Regions from separate parts of the Homo sapiens genome. Here region 2 is linked to region 1. Evidence: read pairs that join two places in POLR2A ChIA-PET (ENCODE). Cell type or tissue: GM12878. All regions are shown on one strand. Links, peaks and the distances in the headings refer to the core of each region. The heading gives the core; the rest is flanking DNA.

The links. ChIA-PET counts read pairs that join two places held together with the same protein. Peaks named below come from ENCODE experiments on the same cell type or tissue, not always from the same donor. Only the 100,000 strongest peaks of a DNase experiment are listed, where the experiment ranks them.
Region 2: POLR2A ChIA-PET joins it to region 1 with 12 read pairs; 1 of 35 experiments calls an interaction of 5 or more read pairs at or near these places.

What each region holds. Positions count from the first base shown.
Region 1 is chr1:230,140,963-230,151,360 of GRCh38, forward strand. All of the region lies in intron 1 of GALNT2 (polypeptide N-acetylgalactosaminyltransferase 2), which reads left to right. Among named protein-coding and RNA genes, the nearest start is that of GALNT2, 79 kb to the left of the region's middle. RefSeq lists an enhancer at 9,260-9,489. In GM12878, for the core only: no CTCF peak of the experiment used is centred there; no DNase peak of the experiment used is centred there; H3K4me3 peaks cover 562 bases; H3K27ac peaks cover 577 bases.
Region 2 is chr1:229,659,317-229,669,714 of GRCh38, forward strand. URB2 (URB2 ribosome biogenesis homolog) reads left to right here. Exons shown (of 10, transcript NM_014777.4): 10 at 1-884. Among named protein-coding and RNA genes, the nearest start is that of URB2, 38 kb to the left of the region's middle. In GM12878, for the core only: no CTCF peak of the experiment used is centred there; a DNase peak (open chromatin) is centred at 5,005; H3K4me3 peaks cover 508 bases; H3K27ac peaks cover 485 bases.

The DNA of each region.
Region 1 (10,398 bases), core at 3,046-5,545:
TCTCTGCTTTTGTGTCATCATTGAAAAATTCCAGCATTCGTTGCAAATGTGTGTCTATTTTGAAACAAATGACAAACGAAACAAGAATGCATAGATCTGTAGGTAACCATGCTTAAAGACATTCTGTTTCTTCAAGGGGAATGTGAGTGAATGTGAATTGGATCACCCCACAGGAGATTAGTAGGAACTGATTTATTTTGTTGGCAACATTTGTTGACAGTGTGTCCTGGAGTCTTAATATTACAGCTGAAAGGAGAGATCCTGCCCATCTTAACACTGCGCAGAAGGGACTCGTACAGGCTCTGGCTCCAGACCCGGGCTGGGTTCCTTACTTTGTTTTTAATCCTTAAAAGTTGGTAAAATACATACATCATAAAATTTGCTGTCTTAACCATCCTTAAATTTACAGCTCAGTATCCTCACGCATCCACAGAACTCTTTCATCTTGCAAAACTGAAACTCTGTCTCATTAAACACTGACTCCCTTCTCCCCTCCCCTCCCCCTGGCAACCACCATTCTACTTTCTGTCTTCATGAATTTGACTCCTCTAGGTCCCTCATGTTAGTGGAATCATCCAGTATTTATCCTTTTGTGACTGGCTTATTTCACTTAGCATAATGTCCTCAGGGTTCATCCATGTTGTAGCGCGCGTCAGAGTTTTCTCCCTATTTAGGGCTGAATATTCCATTTTATGGTTAGGCCACATTTTGTTGATCTAGTCACCCATTGATGGACACGTGGGTCCTTATGGCTATTGTGAATAGTGCTGCTGTGAAATATGGGTATACAGATATCTCTTCAAGACCCCGCTTTCTTTTGTTTTCCTTTTTTTTTTTTTTTTTTTTTTGAGACAGGGTCTCGCTCTATTGTCCAGGCTGAAGTGCGTGCCACAATCATATCTCACTGCAGCATCAAACGCCTGGGCTTATTTTCCCGCCTCTGCCTCCCAAGTAGCTAGGATGACAAGTGCTTACCACCATGCCAGGCAAATTTTTTGTTTGTTTTTTTGTTAGAGACGAGAGCCTCACTGTGTTGCCCAGGCTGGTCTTGAACTCCTGGCCTCAAGTGATCTTCCTGCCTTGGCCTCCCAAAGTGCTGGGATTACAGGTTTGAGCTACCACCCCTGGCCGAGACCTTGCCACCACACTGCTTAATAAAAGGCTGGGCTGCATTTTGGGATTAGGACCTCCTGTGGAGGTGGGGGGAGGGTGGGGAAGGAGAACGGTGGCATCCCAGCCAGGAAGCATGAGGGATGGCATCCGTCCACCAGGCCACAGGAAGCATAAGGGATGGCCTCCATCCACCCGGCCACTTCTTTCCACATCAGCATTCTTCCGCACTTGGGCCACACAGGGTCTGCGAGAACTCCAGGTGGCTCTTAGAGTGGCACTGACCAAGTAGTCTGTGTAGGGGGACTCACTGTGCCCCCCATGCTCAGAGGCTGTATGGTGAAGTCGTTAAGGGCCCGGGCTTATATCCAGCCCCGCCAGCTGATCACTCTTGATCTGGGGCAAGTAACTTAACCTCTGTGTGCCTCTGTTTCCTCCTTTGTAAAATGGGGAAAAAAGTAGTACCTACCTCCTAGGGCTCTTCTGAGGGTGACCTGGGTTAATATAATTAAATATACCTAGTACGTGCATAGTAAGCACCATTTAAGTGTCTAGAACATTATGGGTAAAAATACGCCTGTGCTTTGGTGAGTCTGGAAGTCTAAAGTGTAACTTTCCTAAGCTGGTCGTTGCCTGCTCTGTTCACCTAAGTTCGCATGCTCATTTGCTGAATGCTGTCTGCATACTTGCTGGTCAGCTACTTCTTGTCCTCTGTCTTACTGTGGGGCCTGCGTGGGAAGGCTGGGTTTTTCTGAACACTTGCTTATAAATTATCCTCCTTCTGTTCATTTAAAGCCAGATGCTCTCTATGTGAGAATTGGCCCGTACCCTGGGAGAAGGTTTGAGCTCTCCTGGGTCCTGGGGGCCAGCAATTCCAGGAGAGCCATTTCCTTCCTGTGGCTGCTCTTCAGAGCAGCAGCCTGCAGGCTGGGCCCATCCCTGGTTCAAACTGTTTTTAGGGGAGTGGGCTGGAGAGCTGCCCAAGTCCATGTCTGAGCAGCTGGTGAAGAGAATGGTGCTGGCTCCTCTAGGCTTCTGGTACTCCTGGAGCCTGAGTCCAGAGACTGAACCTCCTAGTCCTTCCCTTGCAGTGGATTCTGGGAATTGGGGTACTGGGCACTGTCAGCCCCATTCCCTGTGAGCATCTGGGCTTTGGGCAGGGTCCTCACTCTCTCTGGCTTTCAGTTTCTGCGTGTGAAAAATCAGGGGAATCCGCAGCCTGAGAGCTTCTCTGGAAGGTGTAGTTAGTTTTTGGTAAGAGATGTCCAGTTGTTTGCAGCAGCTGCTAGGAATGAAATGCAGAACTGGAGACATTCGAGAGCAGAAGAGCAGAAGCAGCAACAAGGTGTGGTGTGTGCAGGTTCCACAGTCACACAGCACCGCTGCCCATCCTTCATGGGGTCCTGAAGTCCCATGCAGAACTGCGGGGTGGTCCTGCTGAAGTTCTTGTGGATGCTGCTGCTGACCTGTAAAGAGGCATGGCAGGTGCAGTAGGGGCCAAGGAGAAAGAGGTCGTCTGTCGGCCTGAACACTTCCTTGGTTTTTTCTTGGCTTTACGCAGCATGTTGCTTTTCACATGGGAAAGTGTCAGCCCCACGCTCTTATTAAAGCATTGAGTTCTTCCAGGCCTCTGTTGCTGCTCTGATAACTGAAAGGGTATTGTGCTTGTCTTTATCTGCCACACGCACGTGGGTGACATTGATGCGCCAACCAGATGCCCCCAGCTGTGACAGGCAGAATTTAACTGTCGCCCTGCTCAGCGATCACCAGCTCATCTTGTTTGTCCTGATGATGGTCCCTCCTGTTATTTGGCTGTTTGTCAGATATCAAGAATTTTCTTTGTAATTAGGCTTTAATTGCTAACTTTTAAATTCTAATCACTTTCAAAATAGCACTCTTTTAAATGGAGGTGACACATCTTAGGACATTCAGAACGATACCTCCTATATTTGCCAGAACATATTCCACTTACAAAAGCAGCACCTGCGAGTGCTTGACAGCTGTGTCGTGGGAGGTGGCTTGATGCAGATCCTCCTGGCCACACCTGGATCGGGAGGCAGAGCAGGTTGGGGTAGGAGACGTCTCCGTGCTGCCTTCTGGGCCACATGTCAAAGAGTTGACACTGTTATTTCACAACCCTCTCCCTGTATCTAGAGTGACCATGCTATTTAGTGTCCAGACCTGAGTGCTTTTGAGAATGAAAGGGGAAATGTTAATAATTACATGGAGACAGTAGTTAGTATCCAGAACATTTGTCCTGTTTTGTGCCTGAAACCAAGAAAGACTACTACACTCGGCTTCTCTATAACCAGAGGATCACAGAGCCAGCGTCACCCGCAGCACCAAATGATAAAAGCTCAGAGTAGCCGGTGCCTGCATGTGAAGGGCGGTTTGTGTTCCTCGCTACTGGAAGTAGGATTATGGTTGTAATAATTATGTCGACTTCAGTATTTTTTCCTTAAGAAAGTTTTATTGTGCCAACATCTGCAACAATAGACGCTGTATACTCTTAGGTACCAAGCACCCACCAGGATTTCGCCATGCTTATTTTGTCTTTTCCTGTTTATGCCTGTGTGTGTGTGGTGGGGAGTTAGGGGTGGTAGTGGTGTGTTTTAAAGCAAATCTCGGATGTTATTTTTCTTCTTGTGATGCTTACTTCAAAGTAAGTACCACTAACCTTGTGCCAGTGTTCTTATGTGGGGTGAGGATTAATTAAAGACTAAGGGATTTGAAGAGCAACTATAAAGTATTAAAAAGCCTGGGAGTAGGTGGTTGATTTGGGGCAGAGGTTATGGTGTTGCTGATACAGTGGCTTCTAAGCTTCTTGTGGGAAGGATGAGTTTATCTTTGGCAGCCTTCAGTGATCTCCCCGCAGGCCTTGAGGTGAGATGTGTAGTGATGTCAGGCTCCTCTCTTGCTTGGTAACCTACAAACCAAGCAAGGTGAGAGGCCCGGCGGAGCATCCCAAGGGTCTCCCGATGGCCACTCCAGAGCTGCGTCATCTGTTTTCTGCTGCAGCATCTGCAGGCTCTCACTCATCCCGTTACACTTAGAGCGACCCATGTGCCTGTGGGCCCCTCCTGCCTCAGTACCAAGACTGTCCTTGGCACCCCCTCCCCAACCCCATTCTCAGATCGCCCCCTGTGTTGCTTGTTAGCAGGCAGGTTCCAGTGCAGACTGGCCGAATCTGAATTTCTCAGTGAGCGTCTCAGAAATCTGCACTGTCAGCTCCCCTGACCCCTAAGTTTGTGGGGTTTCCTGGCCAGGCCTCAGACTCTGGCAGTCGGGCCTGGGCCTTCTGAGGGGGTTTGTCCTGGAAATCCTGTCTTCCCCCAAGGGAAGCTCCCCCAAAGGAACCCTTTTAGGTGTCTGGTGTTTGAAGCCAGTCCCCCATTTCCCTCTGTTTTTGTTGTTATCACATACTGTAGGGATGGTTGTAATAAATACAGACTTTTAGAGAATGCAGCCAACTTGGTGGTTCTCTGGGGATTCCTCCGCTGAGGTCGGGGCTTAGACATTTACACGGTTTTCTTTTGCCTTTTGAGATTCTTATCCACAGCTAGTTGGTTGAAAGCCACCCACCTTGGCATAGTGCCAATGGGGGCCTTGCCCCGTGTGGTGCCTGATGCAGCACAGCAGGACGTCAGGCAAGCCCAGACGTCAGGCAGGCCCAGAACGTCACCTGTCTTCTTGGTGGCAGTGGTTCCATCTGGACTTGGAAATACCATGTTTGAAACAAGGTCCCTGTAATTACTTAATTGTAAAGAAATGAGAGGTAGCATTTCGGCTTGCTTGCCTGCCTGCCCAGCCCCTCTGGGAAGTGTGCCTTTCAAAGATGCTCGCCGCTTGCATTTTTATTATCCTGTGATTAAGAGAGAAGACGTTGGTCCACTCCTTGTCCAGGCTGCTTTGGGCTGTAGTGGACCTGCTTCTGGTGTTCCTTGAGGTTCTGCTTTCTTGTGAGGGTTCTTTTTTCTCTCTGCTTCTTATTAATCTGTAGCTGCTTATGTTTTTTGGCTTGGCTAAAAATAAGCACTTTTCCTTCTTCCTCCTGGGTTAGGAGTGAAAAAGACAGTCTTTGTATTTCTGCTGTTTGGAGTTGGATGTGAGAAATTGATAAGCTAAAAGACTGTAGTTATTTTTCCCCTCCCTTTTCATGTATCTCGTTAGGGAGCCCTGGAGGAGGAAGCTTTGGGAGGAGTCCCGCGCCTTCTCTCCCGCACCAGGTCTGAGAACTTGTTCGCAGCTATTCATGTCTTATGTGTGCCTGGTCACCCCTCTTCCTCTTTCAGTTTTGTTTTTTTGTTAATAGCTAAATCACATTTCTGGTTATTTCCTTAATATGGACAGTATTTTCATTTCCTCTGGAGGTGTTGATCGGAGGCCACTGCCTGCCTCCCTTCCTGACCCGGTTGGAGTGAAGCAGGTGTGGGCTCAGAAAAGCCTGCTTGGGAAGCACTCCTGTGTTCATTTACAACTCAGCCACCTTATACCAACCATACACTGCACACTCAGTATTAGATGAGAAAGGAGCAAACTCGGCTCTCAGGGAGCTGGGGCATTTAGGAAAAGGAAACAAATTAGTATAGTAAGATGCATTAATGAAACGGCATTGGGACTAACCTGGAGGGATGGCCCAGGTTGCAGGGGGAGGGGTGGGAAGGAGAGAGGGCATAGGGTGGGTGTCGTGCATGTAAGTGAAATGGCATGCCAGGGGCTGCACGCACCTCAGAGCGGCCCCACGTGTTGGCGGGGAGGCGTTATGCTGGAAACGTGACCTGTGAGGAGGTTAGGTAAGAACCACGCAGGGTCCTGTATGCTGCAGTCCAGAGCTGGCTACCGCCTGCACTGTCAGATCTCGGTGTCTGTCCCGCTGGCCGCACTGTGTGGGAGTCGTGGCAGGGGACAGACAGGAGGCAGGTGGGCCACTAGAGCCCAGGTGAGAAGGGAAGCAGGCCTTCAGCTGTGGCAGGGTGAATTGGGAAGGAGGGGCCAGAGTTAGAGAAACAGGAGGCAGTGTCTGCATATCTGGCCAGCTGGTGAGATGTTGGGGATGAGGGGTGGGCAGTGCCAAGCTGGGGGAGATTTCAGACCATGATTCTCAAAAGAATGCTCTCTGATTTGACAGCATCCTCAATTTGGAGGAATTACCTTTGTGTTCCTTCCAAGATGTTGTCCCTGGACTGATGAACTGAAACCCTTTCCTCTGGCATTTTCTAGTTTCCAAGATCGACCGTGAATTATAAAGACTTCATTTTATTCAACATTCATTGTGTTCAAACCTTCTAGCTGAAAGCCGCCTACTTTGGGGTTAAGGTGTGGGTTTGCCTATATTCACTTTGCTGTCCTTGACTCTTGGCCAACATTCCTAGAGCCCCTGCCACGGGACTGCTGTGGGCTGAGACTGGTGTCGCCTCTCCCTTGAAAGCATGGCCTGCTCTGCCGTGTGCCTGGCTTGGCCACTGGTTCTCCTTTCCTGGTCCCGCGGGGGCTTTTCTTTTCTTCTCTGTTGTAAAATAATCTCAGGCCAGGGCCACTCCTGGCCTACTCTTCGATTCTGCGAACAGTGGCTGGCTAGTGGTGTGGCCACATTCCCCTGCAGTGGTTGAGGCTAAACAGTCACTGTTGAGAGAAGCTGCCTTCCTCCTCCAAGAGTCCCTCCTTCCTGCCCTGTTGCCCTCTTCCCGTTGAAGGAGAGCTTCTGTCTCCTGAGTGAGGGCCTCAGCTCTGCCTGTGGGTCACCTCTGGCTCCCAGCCTGGAAGGCATTGCAGGCTTCATGAAGAGAGCTCGTCTTTAGCTGCTATTTCTAAGCATGATTGCTTGTTGGAGGTTGGCAGTGGTAGATGCTCCTAGCACACGTCCACACCTTCAGGGCAAACGCTCTGTCCCCAGACACTGTCCCTGTTTAGTTAGTTTCCTAAACTATGATCACTCAGCAACCTCGAGGATAGTCACTGTATTATTACATACAGGTGCAGCCCTCTTACATACCTGTGTGTGTGTCCAGCCCCACTGGACACATGCCTCCCACTTGCCCACACTCTTCCCCATCCCGCTTTAAAGCTTCAAATCTGAAAAGACAGTGGCGCTGCGTGGCTGAGAGCCACGAGGTGGACTTTAGGTGAAGGGCTGCCCACCGGCACAACCAGATCAGTGGCCAGCTCGGGGCGTGCACAGTGCACTCAGAGGGAGAGCCCTGTGGCACTGCGTTATTTTCCTCCTAGAGCTGAAGCCAGAAACCTGATAGGGAAAGGGGGCGTTTTCAGGGCTGGAGTAGTTCAGCACAGTCCCTTCCTCACTGTGGACTCCTTTTCTAAATCTGCAAGTCACAGGTAACCTGGGTGCATCCAACAGGTCCCACAGCCCTGGAAAGCCCTCGTTTAACACAAGTGCTCTCTGTCCTTGCTGCAGAGGCGGCTCCACGCCTTGCTTCTAGCGGTCCCTCACTCGCCTTCCGGAGTTAACTCCAGGGTGTGGGTCAGCCTTTTCAAGGGGTTTTGTTTTCTTTTTTTTTCTTTCTTTCTATTTTTGTTTTTGAGACAAGGTTTGTTGCCCAGGCTGGAGTGCAGTGGTGTGATCACAGCTCACTGCAGCCTTGATGTCCCTGGGCTCAGGTGATCCTCCCACCTCAGCCTTCCGAGTAGCTGGGACTACAGGTGTGCACCACTATGCCCAGCTAATTTTTGTATTTTTAGTAGAGACAGGGTTTCGCTCTATTGCCCAGGCTGGTCTCAAACTCCTGGGCCCAAGAGATCCACCCACCTCACCCTCCCAAAGTGTTGGGATTACAGGCATAAGCCACCATACCCAGCCCCACTCCTCCCCACCTTTTTTTTAAACAGGGCCTCGCCCTGTCACCCAGGCTGGAGTGATCACAGCTCATTGCAGCCTTGACCTCCTGGGCTCAAATGATTCTCCTGCCTCAGCCATCTGACTAGCTGGGACCACAGGCACGTACCACCACGCCCAGCTAATTTTTGCATTTTTTGTAGAGACGGCGTTTCTCCATATTGCCCAGGCTGGTCTCGAACTCCTGGGCTCAGGCAGTCCACCTGCCTCAGCCTCCCAAAGTGCTGAGATTACAGGCGTGAGCCACTGAGCCTAGCCTACTTGTTTAATTCTTGATTGCTTGATTTCAGAAGGTGCTGCTTCTGCTTTTATGGCTCCTGAAGTCATTTTATGGTCTTGACCTTGTCTCTCCTGGAGCGGGTGGGAGGACATTGCGAGGCCACCTAGATTGGACTTGTGTGGTTGAGCACTGGGTTCAGGAACATCCCTGGAGGGTGGGTGATGGTTGCTGCCTGCTTGCTGTTTTATAGGGTGTTTCTCTTACAGGCTGCCAATAGCTTGGTGGTTTGAGCATCCTATTATTGCAGTGATTCTTAGGTCTGGCGTTGAGGGCAGCAAGATTTCTGCCTAAACATAGTCCTTCTCTGTAGTAGTGATTCTAGGATGAGCCACTGTAGACAGGGGCATGTATTGAGTGCAACAAGCGGTTGAGGGACCTTAGATTTTGAGGGTTTTTAAAAACCGCCTGATTGGTTTGTGTGCGTCCTGCCACAGTGTTACCTAGGTGGGCTTAATGAGGTGGGAGTGGGCTTTTTGTTTTGTTGTTTTATGCCTCAGCCATGTAAATATAAACAGATACATTGAATCATTCAATGTCCAGAGTGGGAAATTACAGCCAAGCCCTCCTCACTTTTAGAATAGCATGGCGTGAATAACTGCAAAACCTCCCTCTGGTCTTTCCTGCCTCTTTAAGAGTTCTGTCTCCAGAGACTGGCAGAGCCGTCTCTGGGCAGATTTGCCGAATTGTTTCAGCAGGGCTTCTCCGGTGGCCATCAGATCAATTGATCTTGACACATGGGGTGCCTCTGAGGGCTTCTCACTCTTGATTTAATTCTCAGAAACGCTTCTCAACACCGTTGGTGTCTTTCTTAATTATACCATAATAGAGGTTGACAGCCACACAGTATGATGGACCCCAGGGTGAGGATGGCTGGGTGGGCTTGTGGGGCTGCTGAGGCAGAGACCTAGGAGGGTGCTCTCCATTCCTGGATGCGGAGCCCATGAGTGGCTTAAAAGACATGCACTGGCTCCGCCCTGGGGCCAGGAGAGCCATCGCCTGCTTGGTGACTGCAAAGCTGCCTACCTCCGTGTGCTGCCGTTTTTCTGTACCGAAGCTTCCCTCTTTACCTCACCATAGGAAGCCTGAGATGTAACACTCAGAAGAGGCTTGACAGGCTTGGAATCAAAGGCATGACTTCATACATCACCCAAGGTGTCATATTTCTTCTCAGAAACTTATATTTGGATAAAACAAAAATCCTTTTTCAACCTTTGAAACGGTTTCCAACAGCTGCTTTAAAAAGACATAGTACAACAACTCCTTCCACTTCCTCTTTCTGCCCGCTTTGTTTTTGTCCGCAACCTTTGCAGAGAAGTGAATGTCTCTGTTAGAGTTGGAGTTGGAAATTGGGGAGGGATGTGTGACTTGATTCTGAAAGGAAAGTCTCATCTCTTTGGTAGAGCATTTTTGTTTTGTTTGTTTGTTTTTAGACCTTAAGCTCTACTTATAATTCTGTCTAAGACACCTTTGTGGAGCAGTTGGAGTGCCTGGCTCCTCATTAGAGAATGCGCTGCGACATTCAGCCTCTCCTTGGCCTTCTAGGATGGCGGGAGGCACAGACACACACTCCTTTTCCCACCCAGGGATTTGGCGTTCAGAATGGGGGCTTTGACTGCTTGGCCCTGACTGTGCAGTTTTCTGGATGGAAGCCTGCTGTCTTCTGAGCACAAAGGAATCCATCGTTTTCTTTGCTTCCCTAAGGAATCTATTTTCCCAGTGGCAGAGCAACTTAGAGAATTCCCAGCCAGGGCCACCATTCTCAACTCCTCAGGACGAGGCTGGTGCACCCGGCATGCAGGTGTCTGTAACTTTGTGTGACTTGTTGAACTCTTTCCTATTTAAGGTGCACTACCTGGGTTGCCTGGAGCACAATATTCTTCCTCTTGTGGAAATATGTTCAGGATCTTGTGTGGTGTCCTGGGTTTGATTTTATAGCTTTGCCAACATAATGATTACAGTTGACGATCACCGTGGCCACCGTTGTCTTTTCCCTCCATTCCCCTGCAGCTTTCTGGACCTCCGGGATGTCCTCCTGGAGGGAAGGCCCCTGGAGAAGTGTCCCAGTAGAACGCACTGTTGTGTCACTTGCTCTGACCACCGTTGACATCGCAGCACAGCGCTGCACACCCGTGACAGGGTGATGGTAGAAGATGAGGGT
Region 2 (10,398 bases), core at 4,023-6,522, 480 kb before region 1:
CGCCAGTGACACTGTCCAGAGGCTTTGGCTGCATGGTCTGAAAGAGCTGGAGAATGAAAGACTTAAGATGTTCTAATTCGTAGTATTGGTATACATAGAAAATCCTTTGGGGTTTATGTAGTATATTTTGATGTATTTTACATCGTGTTTTTCTTACTATTTTTTAATACATAGTTTTATGCAGTAAGTATTGCAATAGAATCCTGAAAATTGACCCTGGGATGAGATTAATTCAATAGAAAAATTGCTGACTCTTGGGACCTTTCTGTGTTTGGTTCTCGTCTTGGCTCAGTGGTTTGGTGTTCCCTCGTCTGCACTGGAAACTACATAAAACTTGGCTTTTTACTTTGGGTACATGGGCGTATAATTCAGCCCTGTTTAAATATACTTGCCTTTCAAATTCTTCAAGTAACATGGGAAGTATTCTTGAAATGTCACATTTTCTGCCTTCCCTCTAAGTATGCTTTCTGAAGAAGTCAGGGAAAGTTAGAGTCTGTGGCCTGAGGTGTCTGCTCTGGGTGGCGATAGTGGGCACCTCAGGCAGGTCGGTGACGTTTAGCACAGGTGCCAGGGCTCCTGCCTGCTCCTCCTGTGTTAGCTCTGTGAAGTTCATTTAGGAATTTTTTTTTCCTATGCAGTTTAAGAAATAATCCTAATTGTTTTTTCTTATTACCTAAGCAATATATTTTTATTATAGCAACCTCAGAAAAGAAAAATAAAAGGATAATTTAAAAAACTCATTCATAGTCTCAGTTACCCAGATAACCTCGGTTGTCACCTTGGAGTATCTTGTTGTAGTCCCTTTACTATGTGTATGTATATAGATGTGCATATAAATATATATAGTAGCTAAATTGGATCATAAATGCATTTTTTTAAAGTTACCTTTTTTCCTGTGTAATATTTTAAGTAACTCTGGGTCAGTGAAAACATTCGACATATATTTTTTTTGGCTGCATAGTAGTCCATTGAGTAGATATTGTTGTTTTATTTAATAAGTACACCATGGTTAGACATAGGTATCTGTCCAAATTCCCTTTTATAGATGGTGCTTGCAGCTGAATTATTTTCAGAAGATGAATTCTCATGAGTTGTATTATTTGTCAGAAAACCACATCATTTTTAAAGGATTTATATAAATATTGCCAAATTGCCCCCTAGAATATTACTAATTTATTTTCCTACTAGTGAGTCAACTTTAATATTATTGATTTTTGTTTCTTTATGCTTCCTTGATAGGAGAGAGATGTTATTCTGTTTTGAATTTCTTTAATTACTAAGAGATTATACATTTTTCACATTTACCATTTTTATTTCTTATGTAAATTATGTTTATATAATTATCTTTCTTCTGTAATAGCACATTTCTCAATTGGGATATTTACCATTTTTCTTATTCACTGTCTTTGGGGGAATCATGTTGGAATTCCCTTTTTAATTAGTTCAAAATGCAGACTTTTGAAGTTATTTGAAGGATCATCCTTAAGCAAAGGCTTTTTTTTTTTAACACTGTATTTTCAAGCAGATGTGATTGGAGCAGACAATATAAAATGAATGTCTTTGATACCTAAGAGAAATGGCCCTTGTTTTACGCCCCACATTTGATTTTATTTCCTGTGCTATCTTGTGGGGGCTGGGGGACAGTCCTGCCTTACGCACTGCACATGTCATCTGTTCCCTTCCCTTCCTCATCTAGACTGTGTGTGCAGAGGGCCTTTCGAAGCTCTGGCCACCAGAAATGTCTTCGGCTGGTCTGGCATCCTTTCGCTTAATGCTTTGTGTTGACAGAATTTTGTTTCTGTAGTAAACTCCCTGCAGGAGCCTCGAAGAGAGTCTGGTGGCGCCATTTCTTGTTCACAATTGGAGATGGGTGTTGGTGTGAGCGGGCGACCTTTCAAGGACACGAGCTGTAAACAAGCGGGAGCTAAAACACGGTCTTAGGTTTGCCTCTGGTTCAAGTGCCCAGACCGGAAGCTAACTGTCTCCAAGGCCTTCATGGAGCCATGGCTAGTTTTTCCTGTGCTGAAAGTTCTGAAGGCCAGAGGTGAGGGGACCATCCTTTCCCCCTGCCTTGGGAATGCTGGGTGAGCTGACGAACGTGGAGCAGTTCATCAGGCGTCCTGGTGGTGGCACTGCAGGGCCTTTCGAAGGGAGTTGGCAGCGGCTGCCAGGTAGTCAGCCTTGAAGGAAGGGAAGGACGAAGAGAAGGCTGGGACTCCACCTCCTCCCTGCACAGCTCTGAAGGGCTCTCTGCTGTGTTCCCATTTCTGGGGAAGCAGTCACAGGTTCCTCACAGTCATTTCTATTTGAACTCTAAACGCTCCTCAGCAAAGAATTTGTTTTAACTCCATTTTGCTGATTCATAGGGTAGAAGAAACATGTTTCTGGCTGGCAAATATGGAGGCTCTGTTGTTCATTTTTATCCTGTTAGAATAGACCTCACAAGCAAAGAGAGTTGGCCCAGCCAGCTCTCCACATGGCAGAGTTGGGGACTCAGCTTGGGGAACGGCAAAATGCTGGGCTTCAGAGAGACTGTCCCCACTGGACTTGCTGTGGCTCCAGACCCCCATCACCTGACAGATGTGCATGAATCACCTGTCTGTACCAGGCACGGAGACATGGCCCTGGTCCTCAGGGAGCTTTCTAGTAGAGGACATTGACAATGAGCCAGGAAACAAATAGGCCAGGGGGTGATCGCGGGGTTGGCAGCAAAGCAGACAAGTTCAGTGGCTGGAGAAAGAGGTGATATTTGAACTGAGACCTGCCTGGGTGGTGAGAGGCGCCCCTGGAAGGGCCTGGGGTGCTGATCCTTAATGCCTGCACTGAATCCATGTGGCAGCCTGGTTTTGGCTGAGGGCGGACACCTGAAGGGAGGGGTGGGCGTAAGGGGAGTTGGGTGAGAGAAGGCTCAGCGGGGTGACTTTGCCTGGGATGTTGCCTTGGGCGGTCCTGGACAGTAGTACATCAGGGGGCCCCCAATGGCACAGACAACACACAGCCCCGTTCTCGACCTTGCCCTGCTTGTGGACCACAGTGGGTGGGTCTCCTTCACAGCCTGTCTTCTGCAGCTTCCCGGACTCAGCCTCCTACAGTAGCTGTGGAAACTGCCCAATGTTAAGGAGTGATGTGAAGTCTCCAGAAAAAAAGACAGCAAAGAGGGGGTGTCTACTTGAAGGGATTTGGGGGAGTTTTTTTTTTTTTCGGTTTCTCTTTTTCATTTTTCTTTGGAGACAGGGTCTCGCTCTATTGCCTAGGCTGGAGTGCAGTGGTGCAATCCTAGCTCACTGCACCCTCCAACTCCTGGGCTCAAGCGATCCTCTTGTCTCAGCTTCCCAAGTAGTTGGGACTACAGGTGCACACCACCACAACCAGCTAATTTTTAAGTTTTTAGTAGAGATAGTCTCACTATGTTGCCCAGGCTGGTCTGGGACTCCTGGCCTCAAGCAGTCCTCCCTTCCTTGGCCTCCCAAAGTGCTGGGATTACAGGTGTTAGCCCCCGCACCTGGCCCTGGTTTCTCATAACTCATAGAGGTAACTTTGATTTATTGCCGGCATGCCAGGCTATAGCCTGAATTCTTTTGTCTAATAAGCTCATACGTTTCTGCTTTATGTCTCATAAAAGCCGCTGTAGAGGCAGCAGCAGTGTCGTTTTTGATTCCTCATTCCCTTGTGCAACTTCTGAACACTCTCCTTTTTTTTTAAATTTTACTTTGTCGTTTACCTTTTCCATCTCTTCCAGCAGACAAGTTCAGTGGCTGGAGGGAGAGGTGATATTCACCCTTTCCCCCTCAGCCTGTATGTCTCTCGTGTCTCTCTAATGGATGTTACTTCTGTTGCCCTGTGCTTTCTTGTCCCCACGTCCTTCCAACACCATTCTGCCATCCCCACTCACTGACTTCTCTGCCCTCCCTCCCTGGTGTGTCTGGGCCACCTCTCTCAATCACTCCTGCTTGCTGGTGACCTCTCTTCTTTCCCAGTCTTCCCTCTTGTTTCCTGCTGATATTTTTTGTAGCCTCATGTCCACACTGGGGACCCTTCTGAAATGTCCTGACCCCACATTCCCAGGACTGCCACCCCTGCCCATCTGCCATCGCTGATGTGAGAACTCACACTTGAGCCTCCTTGTTGGACTCTTCTTGGCTTCCCTTGCTCCTTTTTTTTAAGAGGCTGGAGTACAGTGGTGTGATCCTAGCTCACTGCAGCCTCCAACTCCTGGGCTGAAGTGCTCCTCCCATGTCAGCCTCCCAAGTAGCTAGGACTACAGGTGCATGCCACCACGCCTCGCTAATCTTTTTTAAGTAGAGATGGGATTTCGCTCTTGCCCTGGCTGGAATTGAACTCCTGGGCTCAGGTGATCCTCTTGCCTTGGCCTCCAAAGTGCTGGGATTACAGGTGTAAGCCACCGTGCCTGGCCCAATGAGCCTGTTTGTAATGTCCTTTCTTTGGCCTGCCCTGTTGTCCCTCTACCCAGCTTGTTCCCCGTTGCCACCATGACCACTGTGCCTCACTGGCATCCCTAGGTCTGTCACCTCCTTCCTCGTCTTTGGAGTTCCCTGATTGTCCTGCCCTACCCTTAACTCCAGAGCCAGCTCTGTTGAGGGAGAAAGGAATGGAGTCATGGGGATTGATTCTCTACAAAATCCTGTTCTCTCTCTTCTGCTGGGGTCACCTATTGGGAGGAAGATCTCTTTTTTCATCAGAGGGAGAAACATCCATGAGGCAGCATAGCTTTGGGATGTTAGGAGCTTGTGGAGACTGGATTGTTACAATGGTTTTAATGTGAAGTTCTGGTTGATCGTAGAACATAAATATTTGGATGAGAGGAAGGAAGAGGTTTGTGAAATGCTCCAGAAAGAACACAACTAGTAGTAGTGGGAGTGGTTTTTCATTACAAAGGAGGATTGAGGGGATGTGACTCAGTAGACCAGGCTCAACGGAGGTGAAAGTGTGCTGGGGCCTGGGGCGAGAAACACACTCAGAAAAATGAGGCCACGGGAAATCCCAGCAGTAACGCCTGGCCGGCTGCCAAGGTGGTGATAAAGAAGCACCCACAGAAACACAAATCAGTGCACGGCCCTGCGTCTTCCTGTACCTTAATGTCATGCTAGAGGGCATGGCCAACTGTTTCCCAACTATGGCCATTTCAAAGACTCAGAATGGCTGTTCTTGTGGGGACAGATGTGGGTGCCGGTGCCATTCAGTGTCTGGTATTCTCTGACTTGGCATGCAGCCTGCACTGGTATTTTCTCTAAGCCCTCTTTGAGCTTTATAACAGATTAAATCAGGCACACAATCTCTTCCCATCTAACCATAGCCCTCTGTCTCTCGAGTCTCTGCTATCACTTTCCCTGCTGTTTATAGACACACACAGAATACTCTTAATTTATCTTCAGTCTCGATCCTGTTATCCTCTCACATTTCCATCAGCCTTTTCTCTTGACTACCCAACAATTATAAGGAGTCTACCTTTGCTCCTTGGTCATCCTTCCCATCAAAACTGCCCTCTGAAAGACACCTGGCTTCACGAATGTGTGGTAGGTCCTTGACCATCGCTGGACACCCTTGGCTGGTCGGACCCCCCGCTGGCTCTCTGCATCCTCTAGGGCCTCGACTATCTCTGATGCTCTTGGTTACCTTTTTCTCTCCCTTCCCCTAAAATACTGGTGTCCTCAAGGATTAATCCTTGACAATTCTCTCTAGACCTTCTAACTTTCCTGACCTTCCACTCCCTGATGTCACCATTGCCTCTGGGCAAGTCCTTTTCAAACTTGCCAATTTCTGCTCATTGAATTGAGTTGAAAATCTGGAAGACATAACCAATTCCTCACTCTCCTTCAGTCCCAGCTCTCACTAGCATCTTCCCTCTTTTCTCTTACTGCCTGTGGTCACTCATCCTAGAGATTGTTTCTAAATAGTCCTAGTGGTTGTCCCTCCATCTTCCTTCAAACCTCCAAAGAGTCTCCTTTCAAAAAACAAATTTCTTTTTTTTTTTTTTTTTGAGACAGGGTCTTGCTCTGTTGCCCAGGATGGGTTACAGTGGCATGATCTTGGCTCACTGCAGCCTCTGCCTCCCAGGTTCAAGCGATTCTCCCACCTCAGCCTCCTGAGTAGCTGGAACTATAGGTGCGTGCCACCATGCTTGGCTAATTTTTATATTTTTTTGGTAGAGACGGGGTTTCACCATGGTGGCCAGGCTGGTCTTGAACTCCTGACCTCAGGTGATCCACCATCCTTGGACTCCCAAAGTGCTGGGATTACAGGCATGAGCCACCACGCCTGGCCTTATGATGACTTTTGGAAACTCCATCTAAAATCCCACCCACCTGCCTTGACCATCCTGTCCCCTTTTTCCCTGCTTCATTACTTTTTCCTCAGTATGTGTTGCTCTCCAATTTACTAGGTGTTTTGCTTATGCATGTTGTCTGGTGTCTTTTTTCCCAGTAGAAGTTAAACTCCGCATATGCAGGGATCCTGTTTGTGCTACTCACAGCTTGAGTATGGACCCGAAATGGGCACCTGGCACATAGTAGGTGCTCAATTAATACTTGTTGGATGAAGAATGCCCTGGGAATACTGGTCTTCCAGCAGAGTAGAACAATTTGAAAACTGCGCTCCACCCGCCTGTCTCCATAAATGTCAATGAATGCGTCTTTGTAGAATAAATATTTGAATTAAATTTTCCATGCACTATGTGTGGCTGCGTGGCCTGACTGTACAGAGGCTGCAGTTTACCACAGCAAAGTGTTGCTGATGCTTCCTATTACAATGCGTCATTGTTTCACTAAACACCCACAGCTTAGGTTTTCAGAAAATCTGGAAATGTGACATTAGCTTCCTGATTGTCTCAATTTCCAGATGCATTCATCCCTAATCCAGCAAATGTCAGGAGGGCTGCTTTATACTCTGGGGGCTGAGGTTTTCAGCACCTGTTTGCCACACACCTAGTTCTGATTGTCATTGGGATTGGAGATACAGGCAGAAGACAGCTCTGCCAGATTCGACTTTCTGATGAGGCTCCTGTGACATGTACTGCTGCTGGCGCTGGCTTGTGGTGCTGGAAGTGCAGGGTCTGGTGGCTCCCTTTGCAATGGGAAGTTTCAGAGGAGCTGGGCTGGTGAAAAGCAGCTGTTCATCCACAGCACATCTGCATGGAGCAAGGGCACTGGGGAGACTTAAATGTCCACTTCTGGGATTCTCTGGGTGGCATTTGGATGCCACTTTTGATGGACAGGTTGTCAGAATGATAGCATGAACGTCCACGGCTGGTGCCTTACGCGTGCATGCAGCAATTGCTAGTGGTTTCCTCCAGCTTCTTGAACGCATATTCATCACAGATGGGGCATCAGTCTGAGGGATTCTTCTTCCCTCCTTAGAAGACAATGGGGAGAACTGCCAAGGTTCCTTTCAAGGTCTCCAAAAGGGCAAATGTTTCTGTCTTTGGAATACTCACTTTGGAATGCTTTATGGGAAACTGTCCAAATCCCAGGTGGTATTTTCTTTTGCTGTGTGGTGGGAGCAGGTGCAGTGATTCAGATGGCTGCATGCATTGGACAGACACCTGCAGCAGGGCAGACAGAGCTGTGAGCTGGGGAAATAAATAGCTGTTCTTGCCTGTGGGCTTCTGGAGTACGCAGGGTTTTGTAATTAACCTTTTGTTTATCTTATAGAGCAATTTTGTTGCTTCTTGCTAAGATGCAAAGGACTTTTTGTGAAAAGACTATATAAGCAGAGATTAGGAGATGGCTGCTCAAAACCCAGAGAGTGGTGGGGGTGAAATACCCTCTCTCATCTCGGAATCCGTTTTAAATCTTCATCTAGTTCTTCAGTAATCTGACGGCTGCCTCACTCTGGCTAGGCTTGGGCTTCTGGTAAGTGAGTGAAGGCTGCACTCTGCTGTGTTGAGCTCCCTTCTCCATGCTCAATTCTTGAGTACCCTCAGAATCAGAGAGCTGGGGTGTGTCCAGGAGTAAGAAAAAGCTAACATGCTTCTGCTCAGGAACTGTAACTTCTACCTTTCTCCTCAAGGCTGAGGTTTTTAAACTGGCCTTCAGGGGAGCCACAAACCCGCTGAGAACCCGTACCAGTTTCTGCTTGTATGTGCACTTTTCTGGGTGGGCCCATGGCTTCCATTGATTCTACCTTAGTGCAGGCTTCCAGAAAGCAAAGTAAGAGATGGAGGACACAGGTGCTATTACTTTATTATGGAGTTCAATCTCAGCAGGAGCGAGGGACGTGGGGCACCAAGCATAGAAAGAGCTAATAGGAGGGCATGTTCTACCCCTGCCCTGTGAGCTGCACCTGCATTGTCTGGGCATCTGGTGGGGGAGTGGGGAGGAGGCCTCTGTCAATAGAAGAACTGGGGCCGGAGGTTTGGTGCAGTCAGGTTGTGTCTGTAGGAGGTCAAAATCCACACAGCTGGAATGAGAGACAGGTGAGGTCCAGAGGCTCTGCAGTGGGGCAAAGAGGTATCTGATGCAGATTCTCCAACTACCTGCTTAACTTCAAGTCTGCTTCATACAGTTGTATGGTTTGTGCACTGCCCAAAGATTCCTGGCTGAGGGAACAAGTTGGGACCAGAATCTGACCTGAGCTCTCTTTACAGAGTCTTGTACCTTTGTCCACCCAGAGCAGGTGCCTTTTCCAAATTAGCTCAGGGGGAGCTCTCTTCACCTGGTTTTCCAAAGTGACCAGTCAGGGGTAGGTTGCCCCGTGTATTAGTCCATTTTCATGCTGCTGATAAAGATGTACCTGAGACTGGGTAATTTATAAAGAAAAAGAGGTTTAATGGACTCACAGATCCATGTGGCTGGGGAGGCCTCACAATCATGGCAGAAGGCAAAAGTCACATCTTACATGGTGGCAGACGAGAGAAAATGAACACCAAGCAAAAGTATGTTCCCTTTATAAAATCATCAGATCTCGTGAGACTTATTCACTACCACAAGAACAGTATGGGGAAAACCACCTCCATGATTCAGTTGTCTCCCACTGGGTCCCACCCACAACACGTGGAAATTATGGGAACTACAATTCAAGATGAGATTTGAGTGGGGACACAGCCAAACTATATCACCCCGTCCAGCCTCCTTTTCCTTAGCTCCCTTCACATTCTAGTTTCTGCCTGAGCCATCAGGCCCTGTGGCCCAGACCAGGCATCTTGAACTATATCCCAGACCCTCCTCATGAACAGAATCACTGCTCAAAAGTCCTCCTTTTTTCACCTGCCCTGTGCTCTAGTCTAGATTCTGATTTCTTGTGGTGAGTTGGTGTTGCCTTGGATTTCTTGTGCCTGCTCAGATCTGTGGATTTGGCCCTAGGTCCTTTTTCTTTCTTCCTGTTGGCCTCCTCAGCTCCCTCCCTCCTTTCTGCCAGGTATTCCCTGCAGGCCTCAGCGTCAGGGCTACCTCTATTGACAGGGGATCCTTGGGCGTTCGGGCCATAGTTTTTCTTTGGTGAATAAATATGTATGGCTTACAAAACATGTGTTTCTAAATTTATGAAATTATATGTATGTTTATACATTCATTCGTGCTTTCATTTAGCCAACATTTATTAAGTTTTTTACATAGCAGAAACCACTTCATAACTGTGAGACTCTGGATAAATCACTTAAGTTTCCTGAGTGTCATTTTCTTCTCTGTGAAATGGAGGTAATAATGATTGGCTCCGGTGTGGTCCTGCACCTTGAACAAGATAGTGGACTTTAAAGGGCTTCATCAGATGCCAGCCCAGAAGGTGTCCAGTGGGTAAGAATGTCCCCCCTGATGCCATCCCTTCATCTGGTTCCCAGTGGGGAATATGATGAAGTGGCTGCTACCCAGGAGCTCATGGCCATTCTGCTTAGTTCCAGTATACACGAGCTCTCTGGGGATGGCACCTCTCACTCTGCCATGCAGTGGTGAGAAGTAACTATTCTGGAATTGTCTTATCTCAGCCCTACATACTATTTTCAGTGTCTGTGTTTCATTTTTCTTCTAGAACATGCCTCCCAGAGTTGTTGAAATAATTAAGCTAGGTGCTATATGAAGAGAACTTAGTGTGTGGCACATAAACAATAAGGGTTCAATAAATAGTGGCTGTCATCATCCTCGTCATTCTATAGCCAATGAGAGAAGTGAGTTGAAATAAAACCTGGCTTAAGAGCCAGTTATATTTGAAATTATTAGTGTTGGCTCGTTGCCTGTGGGTGTCTGGAGAAAACCATTGGTTCCAGTTCCTGGAAACAGACCAAGCCAGTGCAAAGGTTTCTTGATGTAAGAACACAGTGAATCTGGTCCTGCAAGTAGGCAGATGCCCTGGACTACCATTATGGTATGTGGCCTTGTCATCTGGGGTCTTGAATTAGGGTTTTCATCTCTCTGGGTTCACCTCGCACGCTGCTTGGTCTTTAGAATAAAG